2 separate regions of the Homo sapiens genome follow, and region 2 is linked to region 1. The links are chromatin loops, found by intact Hi-C in ENCODE. Cell type or tissue: ascending aorta. All regions are shown on one strand.

Region 1 (8,000 bases):
TAACAGAAACAGAAGATGTTCCTTTAATGCAAAATCAGTTTTCCCTAACTTGTTGATTACACAATAAATTCTATCACAATTTTTTATTGTGTTAGGTAGTTTTTTAAAAGCCATTATTGTGTATTTCTAGTATTTCAGGCACTTAGAAGGAAAGAAAAGAAATATTACTTGCCCATTTAACTTGAATTATCATAGAATATAATTTGAGATTTTCGTGGCAATTGGAGCTCTCAGGTGAAAAAAAATATGACTTTGCCTGGGTGCAGTTGCTCATTCCTGTAATCCCAGCACTTTGTGGGGTTGAGACGGGAAGATCACTTGAGCCCAGAAGTTTGAGACCTGGGCAACATAGTGAGACCTCGTTTCTACAAATTTTTCTACAAAAAATCTTGTAGAAATTTTTTCTACGAAAAATTTTTCAAAATTAGCCAGGCACGGTGGTGTACACATATGATCCCAGCTACTTGGGAGGCTGCGTTGGGAGGATCGCTTGAGCGCAGGAGGTGAAGCTGCAGTGAGCTATGATCTCACTACTGCACTCCAGCCTAGGCAACAGAGCAAGACCCCAAAACATTTTTTTTAAGCTTTAAAAAAACCTAAATTTTGGCCAGGTGTGGTGGCTCACCCCTGTAATCCCAGCACTTTGGGAGGCTGAGGCAGGTGAATCACAGGGTCAGGAGTTTGAGACCAGCCTGGCCAATATGGTGAAACCCCATCTCTACTAAAAATACAAAAAAATTAGCTGGGCGTGGTGGCATGCGCCTATAATCCCAGTTACTCTGGAGGCTGAGACAGGAAAAGTGCTTGGAACCTCTGGGAGGCAGAGGTTGCAGTGAGCCCTGAGATCGCGCCACTGCACTCCAGCCTGGGCAACAGAGCAAGACTCCGTCTAAAACAAACAAACAAACAAACAAACCTAAATGAAGGACATCCGTAGACTTCTAAAGTCCTCATCCAACCTGATGCCTGGAGACTGGGTTTTGTTTTGGCTTCTTTTTGAATATTGAAGAATGTCATTTATGTGAACTTTCAGGACATTAATTCAATTAAGAGCTAAGAAGATAAGGTGCAACTGTTTTATGTATTTATTTTATAGAGATGAGGTCTCACTATGTTGCTCAGGCTAGTCCTAAACTCCTGGCCTCAGGTGGTCCTCTCTCCTCCACCTCCCAAAGTGCTGGGATGACAGGCGTGAGCCACCTCGCCTGGTCCAACTACTTTTTTTTTTTTAATGAGAGACATTTGAGGCAATTTTTGACGTAATTTTGGATAAAAGCATGCCTTTTTCCTAAAATATTTCAAATGAGACAAAATGAATTTATTGTATGAATCAGACCGTGACCCAAATTCTTCTGGGTCACTATTTACTTTTCTTACACAGCCAGTACCAGGGTCCACTTTCTCTTCTTTTCAGCCCCTCATTTCCAAGTTCCCCCGTCTCTTCATTCACCTGTCTGTTATACTGGCAGAATGATGACAGGCTCAGACCTGCGTGCTTTGAGAGAAAATCTAGCATGTTCTAGTACGCTAAGTTTGTGGCATGACATGTAGGCGTGTCCCCCTCAGCCTCTACCTCGGGATAGTTAACAAAACTCCAAAAGAGTTGGCTGTGTTCCCAACCAATGGCTCTGTCACTGCCTCACACACAGGGCCTCCCCATCTGTGTCCACAGTAATCATCGCTGTGGATGGCTCTGCCAAGAGCTCCCCTGTGTGGACTCCAGTGTTGCGGCTGCTCTGAGATGGCCTCTTCCTTCCCTTACTCCTGCAAAGCAGCAACCTCCCAGCATCAACGTGCGATGCTGGCCCTCAGCCGGCCCCCTTGGCTTCTTGGTGAACCTCGTGTTCCGTTTCTGACGCTTTTCCTGGTCTGGACCCTACTCACTGGCCCAGAGGGAGACACTCCTAGCCATTCCCTGTAAGCTGCCACTAAGTCCCGGAGGTCCCTTCTGGTTTCAGCACCAGGCAGCTGCCCGAGCTGCGAGCTGGGAGTTCTGGGCCTGATCCCGGCTCAGAAAGAGGAACTTCATCCATTCGCTCCTGGGCTGGCCCAGCAGCAGCACGCCAGGCTCTCAGACCAGTGTGGGGCCCAGAGAGCCCCACCCAATCCCACCAATTGGAATTAGGGGAGGGCAGGGACAGAGCAGAGGACAGGCTGGGAATGCCCAGAAGAGTGGATGTCGAAGCATCGTCGTTCACCAGGACCCAGTGTCTGCAAAGCTCAGCTCCCAGCCTGCCCCGGCCAGCTCAGCGACGCCCGTCCTGCAGCTCTGCATGTCAGAAGCCACTGGACGGGGTGCGTCAGTGGGGCCTCTGGGTACATCCTCCTCACCCTGCAGCATTAAACCAAAGTGCTAATGATAACACCCAGATGAGTGCCAAGTGGAAAAATCAGAGCCTTACCATCCTCTGTGAAATCCTGAGTCAGTTTCACGCTTTGTAGGCATTTTAGGATTCAGCCATCCGTGAGATGATCCAGTTATTCCAATCAAATTCCACCTTCTCAATCCATGCAGCAATCCTCACACCAAAAACCATTCTGGGAGGCGTAAGAGCTGTGACGCGGCTCTGACAGCGACCTCCCCGTGCTGATGGTCACTTTGTCCCCACAGGTTGCCAGAACCTGATGTTTTTGCTGTTCGTGGTGTTGGATGGCTGCAAAGGGGTGACGGCGGTTCAAGCAGGCTTCTGACTTGTCCGTCGTATCCCAAAACCGGCGTTTTTTCCACACACACTGGCTGAAGCTTCCTACCTGTGGGCTTGGGAGCTTGCTAGTCACAGAATAAGGAAATCCACAGGTGTTAAAGAATCCGTCCATTCCAAAAGCGTGGATGGTTTTTTTTTAATCATCATGTTTTCTAGAAATTGCTCGGTTTTTATTTCTTTCCTCCCCTCTAACCCTCTTCTTATCCGCATTTTCCCATCTTCTCTTTTCCAGAAGACGAGAACCCTGTGGAGAGGGAGACTCCAAGTTTCCCTTCAGTTCACAGGAAGAGAGTTGCCGTGCAGGAGCCTAATTGTAAATTTGAAAAAATTAAAAACTGCTTATGCTCTGTCAATTACCAAAACGAGGAAGGACTGTATCTGTGAAATACGTATATATTTTTTGAGATGGAGCCCCGCTCTGTCGCCCAGGCTGGAGTGTAGTGGCGCGATCTCGGCTCACTGCAACCTCTGCCTCCCAGGTTCAAGTGATTCTCCTGCCTCAGCCTCCCAAGTAGCTGGGACTATAGGCACAGGCCACCACGCCCAGCTAATTTTTGTATTTTTAGTAGAGATGGGATTTCGCCATGTTGGCCAGGCTGGTCTCGAACTCCTGACCTCAAGTGATCCGCCCACCTCAGCCTCCCAAAATGCTGGGATTACAGGCATGAACTGCTGTACCCGGCCTGGTTGTTGCATTTTAATGTACTGAGCCAAGCACCAGGCTCCAGGGACACTGCTACTAGGTGGCCTGTCCTTGGCTCTGATGCAGGCGCTTCCAGGAAGAATGGGCTGCAGCTCTGTGCAGCCTGCCTGTGCTGGGCCAATGTCAGCTCCCCTTGCTCGAACAGGATTGGCCAGAACACGCCCTGTGCCTGCGAGCAGCCTTGAATGCCACTGGGGATTTGAGGTTTAGGCGTCCCGTTCCTTGAGCAGGAACCTCTGCAGAAAGGCAATTAGAAGAACAAAGTGCCCTCTCCCTGACGGTCTGTCTCCCTCACACCAAAAAGGAAGGTGAAGCTTCCTTTTTAAGGAGACCCCTTTTTAAGAACCACGGGGTAGCTGTGGTGGTTCACGTCTATAATCCCAGTGCTTTAGGAGACCACAGTGGGAGGATCACTTGAGCCCAGGAGTTTGGAACCAGCCTTGGCAACAGGGGTTGGAGGCTGCAGTGAGCTATGATCATGCCACTGCACTCCACCCTGGGCAACATAGTGAGACCCCATCTCTACAAATGATATAAAAGGCACCTGGGGGTGGTGGTGCGTGCCTGTGGTCCCAGCTATTCAGAAGCCTGAGGCAGGAGGATCGCTTGAATCCAGGAGTTCAAAGCTGCAGTGAACTGTGATTGTGCCATTGCACTCCAGCCTGGGCACCAGAGCGAGACCCTGTCTCTTAAAAAAAAAGAAGAAGAAGAAACATGTATGAGATAGAGCGCTGCAAATCTGGTTCCAACTTTCTCTGTGATTTTGCTGGAATTTGTTCAACACTGAGCTCACAGACAGCAGTGAACCAAAACTTGTTTTCTTTGGACTGCTTTGAGCAAAAATAGAAGAAAGGGGCTCATTTTTTTCCAGTGATTTTTTATTTTTCATCAATAGTGCAGATCCAAAGTAAGTATTTATTCACTGGCCTGATTTCCCAATCTTTTAACTTAGAAGTATGATTGCCAGTTTCCTAGGTTTTTAAGAATACGCTGAAAACAAGCTGCCAAGCTTAGGAGCCGAGAACCATAGAAAGTTCTGTCCATGTGCTTGGATCAGATTTCCAGCACAAACTGTGATGTGTACATCGCTTAACTCGGAGTCTGACTTTTGTTAGCTGTTGTTGGATGAACAGGTGTGTGCAGCGGATGAGTAACATGATACAAAGAGAGGTTGTACTTCCGCTGGGAGGAGAATGGGCATTTGGGTTTTTGTTGTTGTTGTTGTTTAATTTCAGCCCAACTGTTTAGAAAGAAAATTCTTGCTGTCTTTACCACTTTGTGCTGCACAGGGAGGTGGGAAGGAGGATGTTAGACGTGCGTATTAACAAATGCTCTTATGGCTACATTTTTTGGTCCATGCAAAAAAAAAAAAAAAAAAGTTCGTCTTTTTTTTATCCAGTTATCAAACTTGTGTAAAAATAAGAAAGTATATCCTTAAATAGAATTGTGCCCTGGAAGGAACCCAGATGGCTCTCTTGAGATTAAAATAGTCATCCCAGCCGGGCACGGTGGCTCATGCCTGTAATCCCAGCACTTTGGGAAGCCAAGGCAGGAGGACTGCTTGAGGCCAGGAGTTTGAGACCAGCCTGGCCAACATGGTGAAACCCCCTCTTTACTAAAAATAACAAAAATTAGCTGGGAGTGGTGGTGGGTGCCTGTAATCCCAGTGACTCGGGAGGCTGAGGCAGGACAATCACTTGAACCCAAGAGGCGGAGGTTGCAGTGAGCCGAGATCACGCCATTGCACTCCAGCCTGGGCAACAAGAGCGCAACTCCGTCTCAAAAAAAAAAAAAAAAAAACTTAGGGACATCATTCTCAGTTTTTTTTAAAGGGTACTAGTTTTAGTTTTGATTTACCAATTTATGTTTCCGAGACGTTTTTTCAATGAAGTGAGTCACTTTTGAACTATTGTGAGGCACTCATTCTAATTTCATGGCTCTCAGTTTACAGGAACATAACATTTGATGCCAATGAAATTCATTAGAATTCTGCGCTATCCTGTGAACTGCGTGCCCATCTGTCTTGTATGTGTTTCCAGGGGTGGCTTACAATGGTCTTCGCCATGTACTGGATGGACGTGTACTTATTATGAATCCTCACACCCTGAGACCCAAGAGGATCCCTCGTAAAACAAGGCCATATCTGATTTGGATTAAAATCCCCACGGAGAACCTGATGTCACCCAGGAAAGTGCACGTCTCCTTGCGTGCTCTTGAGAAACGGTTGAGAAAACAGTCCTTCCAGCTCAGTAAATACCATTTTCTTTCTGTCTGCTCACCACCCTTGCATTTGCAATAAACCTGACAAAAACTTCCAGAGCGAAAATAAGAATGTTCATATTTGAAGGAGATGTTGGCAGACGGCCACAGACTTCAAGTACGCAAGCTCATTCCGCTCTTGCTTTTCTGCCAATAACTCCTTGGCCTCCGCGCACTCTGCACAGGCGGGGCCTGAGGACGGATCATGATCGTGTCCGATGATCACGGACCCGCCGGAGACTCTCAATGGAGAGGCGATGAGTCACAGCCAAGCGAACTTTCTCTGCTCCTGAACAAATTGCTTCTCCTCGTCGTCCCACTCCAAACCTAGAGGTGGGACAACCCCAGCATCCTGGGCGTGAACGCACCCAGCTTGATTGTCACATGGGGAATAGAGACCTCGCGCCTGCCTGGCATAGGCCAACCCAGTAATGTTCATTTAAAGCTGGCTTTACTAGTCCTTCTTCCACAATGAGAGGTGACCCTTCACTTCACCGAGAAAGGAAGGAAGAAAGGTAGGTGCAGGGAGGAAGTGGTGGGGCGAGGGGAGATGGCCTGAGTGGGGGTGAGAAGGAACGAGAAACAGGAAGGAGTCAAATGCCTTTACTGCTTTTAAAGTGGATTTGACGGCCAGTAGGATTACAGGCCGGGCGCGGTGGCACACATCTGTAATCCCAGCACTTTGGGAGGCCAAGGGGCGTGGACTTGAGGTCAGGAGTTCAAGACCAGCCTGGCCAACATGGTGAAATCCTGCCTCTACTGAAAAATACAAAAACAGGCAGGGTGTGGTGGCACACACCTGTAATCCCAGCTAGTCAGGAGGCTGAGGCACAGGAATCGCTTGAACCCAGGAGGCAGAGGTTGCAGTGAGCTGAGATCACGCCACTGTACTCCAGCCTGGGCGACAGAGCGAGACTCTGTCTCAAAAAAAAAAAAAAAAAAAAAAAGAATTAAGTTCGTCTCACCTTGTCCAAAAGCCATGGACACAGTTGAGATCACCTCAGGAGACCAAGGGACCAGCTCAGCAAGGGCAGGCCCCTCCCCACAACAACGGGTCCTGGAATGTTCCAGAAACATTTTAAAAATTGTGTTGTATGATATTTGTCAACGAACTCAGCCTCTACTGTCCCCACTCTTCTCCTGGTTGGCTGGACACAGCCGGACCCTTGGAAAGTGGGTGGGGGTAGGGAGAGTGGTCCCAGGAGTAGGGCCAAGGGCGGGAGGAAGGGGCTGATGACAGAGGCTATAAATAGCCAGGCAGCTGCTTGGCAGCTGGTGCAGGGAATTGTCTGGACGAGGGGATGGCGTCCAGGAAGGGAACAATGAAACGGCACCGGTCAGAGAGCAAACAGAGAAGGAGGCGGTGGGGTGAGGGCGCAGAGTCGCTCTGGTCCTTCCTCCCCGACTGGTGTGACCCTGCGCTTTTGGGGGCGCAGAGGGGAACCCTGGACAGCTCTGGAGGCAGCAGAGGGAGCCTCGTGCTTCACCTCCTTGGCCCAGAACCCACATCTGGCTCAGGACTGGACAAAAGAAAGACAGCCTGTCACCTAAGCTTTTGCATCGGAGGAGTCTGCCTGCTGGGGCGGTCGTGTTGTTTGCGCGTCAGTGTGGGCAATATTTTTAAACCCTTTAAGTTTTTGTTGGGGTGCAACTTCCATCAGTAAAGTGCACGTAGCTCGGTGAGTTTTCACACACTGATGCACCCATACAGCTATCACTCCGAACAAGATATACGACGTTTCTAGACGCTCAGCAGACTCCCTTTGCCGCCCAAGGGTCACCTCTGTTTCCATCACTGTCATCCTAGATTGCGTCTTCCTTTTGACTTCGGGGTTGAGTCATATCACAGAAATCATGCAGTAAGGACCGTTCTGTGTCTGGCTTCTTTCACTCATCAATCCGCCTAGGAGATTCCTCCCTGCCGTGTGCAGCAGAATTTTGTTTCTTTTCATTGCAGCATAATATTTCATCGCGTGAAGAGGCCATGATTTCTCCGTTCCGCTGAGGATCGATTGAGCTGTTTCCAGTTTGGGGCGCGATGAACAATGCCGCAGTGAGGATTCTTGTCAGTGCTGGCGTATCTCATGATAGGTTTGGAAATAAATTCTGATGGGAATTAAAACTGGTGTAACCTCTATAAAGGGCCATTTAGCAAGAACTGTCAAAATGTAAAAAACATGCGCCCTTCTGGGAATTACTTCTACAGATCTGCCCGAACATGCAAAATGTCTCATGCACCAGGTTCTTCTTTGCAGCATTTGTTTGCAAAAGCTGAGGTGTAGCAACAACCTAAATATCCATCAATAAATATTTATCCATCCATAGACTAGAAT
Region 2 (8,000 bases), 140 kb before region 1:
CCGCTGTGGAACATTCCAGAAGGCCCAACTCCAGGAATTCCCTTAGTAGGAGCCTTGCTTTCAACAGTGCCTCCTGGAGCTATGGGCCAGCCACTCTCTTTTCCAGCTTGCATCATATGTATTTGACTTAATTTTGTTTATAATCTGTTTCCACGCCACTGGAATGCATCTTAAGAGCAGGAATTTTCCATGTTTTACTTCCTGCTGTGTTCCTAGCGCTGGGAATATAGCCAGGCATATAATATATGTGTGATAATATTTGCTGATAAATGAATGAATAAATAAGTAAATATAAGCCTGGTATGGTGGCTCATGCCTGTAATCCCAGCACTTTGGGAGGCCAAGGCAGGCAGATCAGCTGAGGTCAGGAGTTCAAGAACAGCCTGGCCAACGTGGAGAAATGCCATCTCTATTAAAAATACAAAAATCAGCTGGGCATGGTGGTGGGCACCTGTAATCCCAGCTACTCGGGAAGCTGAGGCAGGAGAATCTCTTGAACCCAGGAGATGGAGGTTGCTGAGATTGCGCCCCTGCACTCCAGCCTGGATGACAGAGCAAGACTCTGTCTTAAAAAAAAAAAAAAAAAATATATATATATATATATATATATATGTACATATGTATTTATACATATATATAGTGTGTGTGTGTGTATATATATATATATATATATATATATATATATATGTAACTCCACATGTGAGTACCCTGTTATGTGTGAAACCACACCCCAAACATCTACACAGAACAAGCCTCCAGGTAGAGGAAAGGCAGTAACCGCTTTGCTGGAATGACTGAGTGGTTCATTAAATAGAGGCTCCGGAGGGTCTTGATAGGCTCTAGCAAAGGTGGTGGCCGAGAGGGCTGACCAGCGCATGGTGCCTGGGAATGTGAATGGGCCCAGGGGCGCCAGAGTGTGGACAGCTTGGGACTGTGGGCTCCGAGGTGCTGCGCTGAGGGCGTGGGGCGCAGGGCAGAAACACAGAGGACTGAGTGCTTAGGGGAGGCCCAGGAAATGTGGGGTTGAACGGCCTAGTTCTGGCAATTGTTTTTAAGCTTTGTAAGATGGAGATTTCAAGAAGTATATTTATCTTAATAATATTGTAGCTCCTGGTAATTCTTATTTGATTACCATTTATACACATGGAAAACCAGCATGCCTGTTTCTGGCAAAGCTCCAGGGTAGTCTTTGTGCATAATTTCCAGGATTTTTATGTAATGCTATTAAAATCTGTTCTTTTTTTTTTCCCCCTTCCAAAGCGGGGAAAAAGCAGCTTTTGAATCATTTATTTTCGTGTTTGAGTTGTTTGGGAAATATTAACTACATTTTCTAACACTCTAGCCTGGAGAAAGGAAGAAACCCCACATGCGTGTGATTTATTTCCTTGTGTATGGATATTAAATGCAATATACCATTAAGGCTATGACACTTTAAGTGAAAGTGTTTATTGCATGTTGATTCAGTTAGTTCGTACCCTATTGTGTTACTATTTAAAGTGTGGATTGCATCGCATTCTGGAACTTCATAAATGAGTTCTTTTTCCCATAAGGAAAGGCCACTGCTTCTGATGTTCATTAATGTGATTTTTGTGTGTGTGAATGAGCTGCCTAAAAACTGGGTGTGGTGAGGGTGGTTTCTGAAAGGGAAGCACTTTTATAGCATGATCTTATTTGAAAATTTAATTTGTTTTTGTAAATTAGCTTTTGGTCTTAATACATTTCCTCCACTAACAAGCACTTTTGGGCAAATAATTTAATCTCTCTGGTTCTGCTTTTTTCATATTGGTAAAATATAAAGTTTGAGATAGATATGCTTAAAATCTCCACCATTGTCTAAGTATAGCTGAGATTCTCACGTGATTGGGACATAGTGCTCATTCTTAATTTGAAAAGTGTTTTTTTCTTTGTCCTCTTGTTTCAACTACGAACTCTCATTTAGACACATTTAGCATAGGGAAGCTCCGATTTATAGAGCCACTAAATTGCAGGGCGTGTGTGAGATTTGTAACTTCATAAAAGATTCTTTACTTCCTTTAAATATAAATACGTAAGATTGAGTTCTAGAAGTATAATTTACACATGGTTTCCTGAGGATCACGTTTCCTGAATAAAGCAGGGTATCGTTAGAGGAACCCCATTTGATTTTTTTTTTTTTTTTTTTTTTGAGATAGAGTCTTGCTCTGTCACCCAGGGTAGAGTGCAGTGGCGTGATCTCAGCTCACTGCAAACTCCGCCTCCTGGGTTCAAGTGAGTCTTGTGCCTCAGCCTCTCGAGTAGCTGGGACTATAGTCATGCAACATCATGCCCGTCTAATTTTTGTGTATTTTGTAGAGATGGGGTTTCATCATGTTGCCCAGGCTGGTCTTGAACTCCTGAGCTCAAGCAATCCAGCTGCCTTGGCCTCCTAAAGTGCTGTGATTACAGGCGTGACCCATGGTGCCTGGTCTGGGAATCCTGTTTGATTTTGAAAGTCTGAGAAACACTTTTGAAATGGCTTGGAGAAAATGTGAAGTGAATAATTATTATTTTTTTAATGTGCTTCAGTTCCCATGTGAACATTATTTTAGAGAGAGATTGGAAGGTTAGTTGCCAGTAAAATGAATTTCACTGTGTTGGCAAGTTTTTCACTCGTAGGACTGAGTGAATCCTGGACTGACAGTGTTCTTACCGATGATTCTGTTGAGGAAGGACTTGCTTGCTCTTGTTGCTCTTGACGGTGAGCTTCTGGATCTACTGGCCCTATATTGAGTGTGCAAGGGGACGTGTTAGTCCTCTAGTTGTCCCCCACATTAATGCATCTGGAAAGTGTCTACCTTAGATGTTGTAATTAGAAATTAGAGGGCTGGGCGCGGTGGCTCACGCCTGTAATCGCAGCACTTTGGGAGGCTGAGGCATGTGGATCACCTGAGATCAGGAGTTCGAGATCAGCCTGGCCAACGTCCGAAACCCTGTCTCTACTAAAAATACAAAAATTAGCCGGGCATGGTGGTGCGCACCTGTAATCCCAGTTACTCAGAGGCTGAGACAGGAGAATCGCTTGAACCTGGTAAGTAGAGGTTGCAGTGAGCTGAGATTGCGCCATTGCACTCCAGCCTAGGTGACAGAGACTGTCTCAAAAAAAAAAAAAAAAAAATTAAATGTCATCAACATTGAAAGGAAACTCTTGGATTTTGTCAAAGATTTATAAAAAGTTTTGAATGATTTTATTTTTTTCATTCAGAAGCATAATTTCCCTCTTAAAATCCCTGATGTGGATCATTTGGTTCCCTGTCATTTCCATTTTCTTTGTTCAGAGTGTCTCTTCTGGATCTCCTGAGTTTCTGTGTGTGTTTTCTTCCTTTTTGCTCAAATGATGAGCACACATGAAAGCTTTTCCTCCTTTGCCTGGGTGAGGCGGTGTTCCAGGTGTGATCTGCAGTGCCTGATTATTATATTGTATTAATCTCCTCAATTTTATTTTCTGGCTTGTCTGCATTTTTCCTTTTCTTTCTTCTCCCTTTTTTTTTTCTTATTAGAGATGGGGGTCTTGCTGTGTTGCGGGGCCTCGAGCGATCGTCCCACTTTGGCCTCCCAAAGTGCTAGGATTACGGGCGTGAGCCACAGCGCCTGGCCTCCTTTTCTTTATAGTAATTTGAATGTGGTGATTTTAATCCTCCATGGTTTTCTTATCCTTCCTCAACAAACAGCAAAGAGGCTGCTGGAAAGCCACATGACATTTGCTGTGATTTGCACGGCTGATGGGAAAACACTACTTGGTTCTGAAGGACAGGGTTGTCATTGGATACCTTTGCCCTCTGACCCGAGTGAGAATCTCACCTGGACAAAGACCCGAGTTGTGAAATCACACAGAGAAAGTGTGATTCCGAACCTGCTGCTGTCCTGTGCTTCCTGAGGACAAGTGAGTGACTGACTCCGTGTGCCAGGAACTGCAGGAGGTTAAAAACTTTCAGAACTACCATGCAAATAAGAAATTTCAAAGGACTTTTCTCTAACACACATTTCATAGTGAACGTCTCAGCTGGATTAACATAATTAACGCTGTGTTCTTTCTGGCTCCTGAAAGAAATTGTGATTAGGAACACTTTCAGGGCTGATGAGTCTAAGGTATCAACTTTGTCCCTTCTGCCACTTGAAGTTCAAATGGAAATGTTTGCTTTCATAGCTCCAGTCATGATGTTACTGTATTTAGTAGCTATTAAGTTTCCAATTCCATAGACTCCTGGGAGAAGTTCCAGTTCGCACTAAGGCTTCTGTTGCATTTAGCACCACTGCCTATGGTGTGTGGAGCTTTCCTGAACAAGTAATAGCAGCAAGGTTCTTAGCTTAGTAATAATTTTAAGCTATTCTTTGATTTTTTAAACAATTAATTAATTAATTATTTTGAGACAGCGTCTGGCTCTGTCGCCCAGGCTGGAGTGCAGTGACGTGATCTCAGCTCATTGCAGCCTCCGCCTCCTGGGCTCAAGTGATATTCTCCAGCTTCAGCCTCCTGAGTAGCTGGGACTGCAGGCGCATGCCAACACGACTGACTAATTTTTGTATTTTTTGTAGAGACAAAAATACTTTTTTTATGTAGAGACAAAAAAAAAGTTGAATGATAAAATCTTTTATTACTTAATAATATACTTTGATTGAGATTTAGCCATTTCATTTTCACTAGTGTCCAGACGTTTTCCTGAAAGGCGTGATTCCATGAGATTTAATACTGAATTATAATTTGATGTAAATGTTTTATATAATCAGTTGTTTGTTTTTAAACAGTAGCCTCTTTTCTAGGCCTGCTCTAGGTTGATTAAATATTAAGTTTTCTGATCAGCCAGATCCTTAATAGAGAGCTTCGGGGACAGCAAATGGTTGAATATGAAACCAACCTCATTTGCCATGTTGTTAGATATAAATGTCAGTGATAGCACTTTCTGGATGGTTGAGTTTTCTGAAGAGCAGAGGATTTTCTCTTTTAATCAATCAGATAATTTTCTGTTTTAACCAATTCAAACATTTGATTTTATGTTTCTGAAATAGATAAAGCACTTTCATAAAAATGGACTGTGCCAAATAAGAGGTAATTTTCTTGATGACTCAGTTATTTTTGCCTCTTGTTATTTGGCTTTTACTAATATAGCAATTTCTCTATAAAAATAGGAATCTTTGCTTTTTTAAAAAAACTGAGATCATTCTGTTTTTCCAGTTCTTACATTTTAAAAAATAATTTTTTTGGCTTCTTTTGCTATCCATGTATGTAGCTGTTGGTGTGCTTTCCTGTATCACATTTGCTCCTGGTTTTTACTTCGTTACATTAAAAAACCAAACCAACAAGTAATTAAGCTCGTTCAGCCTGCAGATATCGTTTGATGGAAAGGGCTAAGGAGTCAGCCTTTGTGCAGGTTTTTAGTTGTCAGCTATAGTCTGAGTAAGTGAGGTTGCTAGGTACAGGCGTTCAGGATGTGTAAGATGTTATTACAGTTATTTTTAGTGTATTATTAAGGGGGAGGAGGAGAAAGAGAAATTTGAATCAAATTTGTGTCTTATTAAATAGGACACGTTTTCCATAAGACCAAAAGGGCATTTCTTTTGCTTATGTACTAGAAATAGAAAATGGAAATTAGATATTAGATTGTATAATCGAAAGTCAATTAGAATTAATGAACAATTCTATAACTAGTTATACTGTAAGCTAAAATGTGAATGTTAAATTAGGGAAGTATTGATTTTTATGAAAATTTACCAGAATTTCAGGAAAGGACTTTGCTTACTTTCCCAAGAAACGTCTGGTAGGAGTCACTGTAGAAATTTGGTGTGTTCTGTACAACACTGCCCAGGAGGAACTGGCCACATTTCTTCCTACTTGGTTCTTTTGTTTGTTTGTTTTTTGAGACAGGGTCTTGCTCTGTTGCCTAGACCGGAGTGCAGTGGCACGATCTCAGCTCACTGCAACCTCCGTTTCCTGGATTCAGGCAATTCTCGTGCCTCAGCCTCCCAAGTACCGGTGATTACAGGCACCCGCCACCACACCTGTCTAATTTTTTGTATTTTTAGTAGAGACAGGGTTTCACCATGTTGGCCAGGCTGGCCTTGTACTCCTGGCTTCAGATGATCTGCCCGCCTCGGCCTCCCGGAGTGCTGGGATTACAGGCGTGAGCCACAGTACCCAGCCTGCTTTATTTTTAATTGAAGCTAAATTCACATAACTTAATGATTTTTAAGGTGAACAGTTCAGTGGCATATCGCACATTCACAGTGTTGTGCAACCATCCCCTGGGTCTAATTCCGAAGCGTTTTCATCACCCCTAGAAGGAAACCCTACACCCACTAAGCAGCCACTTCCCAGCTCCCAAGCCCTAGCACCTGGCAGCCGCTGTGCTGCACTTTGCATCTGCAGGATTTACCGAGTCTGGGCGTTTCTTATACTTGGAATCGTAGGATACGTGGCTTTGTGTGTCTGGATTCTCTCGCTCAGCATGTTTCCAAGGTTCATTCATGTTGTGGCATGGAGTAGTACCTCCTTTTTGTTATGGGTGCATAAAATTCCATTGTATGGATAAACCACATTTTGTTTTTCCATTCTTCCATTGATGGACATTAGGGTTGTTTCTGCCTCTTGGCTATTGTGGATGGTGCTGCTGGGAACACTCGTGTACACGTTTTTGTTTGAGTATCTGTTTTCTCAGTTCTTTGGGGCACATACCTGGGCATGGAGTTGCTGGGTCACGCGGTAACTCTGTTTAACTTTTTGACAAACCTCTGCCACTTTTAAAATGAGGAACTTGGGCTGGGTGCAGTGGCTCACGCCTGTAATCCCAACACTTTGGGAGGCTGAGGCAGGAGGATCACTTGAGGTCAGGAGTTCGAGACCAGCCTGGCCAACAGGGTGAAACCCCGTGTCTACTAAAAATAGAAAAATCAGCTGCGCATCATGGCGCGTGCTTATAATCCCAGCTACTCGGGAGGCTGAGGCAGGAGAATCGCTTGAACCTGGAAGGCAGAGGTTGCAGTGAGCCGAGGTCATGCCACTGCGCTCCAGCCTGGGTGACAGAGTGAGACTCTGTCTCAAAAAATAATAAAATAAAATAAAATAATAAAATAGGAACTTATATGAAGACCCTGTAAAAAGTTACCTGTGGCAGTCCGATGTTTTGGAAAACATCTGAAAGCTTAGGTCAATTTGGTCATAGATGTGGCTGGCCATTATGTTTCTTGATTGAAATAATTACTTTGTTCACTACCATTCGGAATAGTTTTGTGATTAGGATAAAAATTATAATGTAGATATAAGAGCCTAGAGACTCTTTTTATATGAATGCATAAGTTTTGGCTGTTCCCTTCAAATTGGCATGAGGCTTGGCAACACTGGAATTGTGTGTTAGATAAACAGTTGGTATCTAGGGCAAGCTTGAAAAAAAAGTAGTATTTAAACATTGACCAAAAAAAAAAAATCTCAACAACTCTAGGAACTTCCTTGTTCAAATGAATCCACACCGTCTAAATACAGCGTGATAAAATTAGGCTTCCCTCTGGTTTCCGTGGGGTCGAGTGAGCCCTGAGCGTCTCGTGCCCAGCCAGGACTCTGCCTGCTGGCTGGCTTCGGAGCACAGGGAGGTGGGACGGTTTCCACGGCCAGCAGTGTTCCCACAGCACTTCCTTAATATAGAACGTTTTTAAAAGCAGCGTTGGCCACAGAAAAAGCTCAACTCCCAAACACTGTCATCAGTTCATAGTTCATTTTTATTTTGTTTTCATGTTGTTAAAACAAGAAATAGCATGTAAACATGTCTGCATTACCGAACATCAGTAGTGTTTAGGATAGAAGAGGAACACATTGAGTTTCTAAGTAGAAAAAAAATCTGTTCATCCTTAAAGGCAAAGGAAGGGGCAAGGTCCCTCCTTGAACAACTGGGTGAGGTTGGACGCCTCCAGCTGTATTTGCTAAGTTGGGCTTGGAAGTATCCATAGGGCGTGGGGGGCCTGCTCCAGGGCTGACCTCAGCTGGAGTCCCCTCCAAG

The links. A loop is a pair of places that touch in the nucleus more often than their neighbours do. Peaks named below come from ENCODE experiments on the same cell type or tissue, not always from the same donor. Only the 100,000 strongest peaks of a DNase experiment are listed, where the experiment ranks them.
Region 2: a loop joins it to region 1, with 2.4 times the contacts of the local background. A loop is called at or near these places in 2 of 110 quality-filtered maps.

Annotation. Positions count from the first base shown.
Region 1 is chr16:3,948,454-3,956,453 of GRCh38, reverse strand. It overlaps TRIDDENT (TRIM28 interacting DNA damage repair enhancing non-coding transcript), which reads left to right and starts at 6,010. Exons shown (of 2, transcript NR_120311.1): 1 at 6,010-6,182; 2 at 7,625-8,000. It also overlaps a transcript of ADCY9 not described here. In ascending aorta, no CTCF peak of the experiment used is centred here; DNase peaks (open chromatin) are centred at 3,503, 4,503, 4,923, 5,953 and 6 weaker places; H3K4me3 peaks cover 3,810 bases; H3K27ac peaks cover 6,295 bases.
Region 2 is chr16:4,090,141-4,098,140 of GRCh38, reverse strand. The region is part of intron 2 of ADCY9 (adenylate cyclase 9); the gene reads left to right. Among named protein-coding and RNA genes, the nearest start is that of ADCY9, 22 kb to the left of the region's middle. RefSeq lists a silencer at 3,699-3,993. In ascending aorta, no CTCF peak of the experiment used is centred here; DNase peaks (open chromatin) are centred at 2,250, 4,480 and 7,570; H3K4me3 peaks cover 3,625 bases; H3K27ac peaks cover 6,910 bases.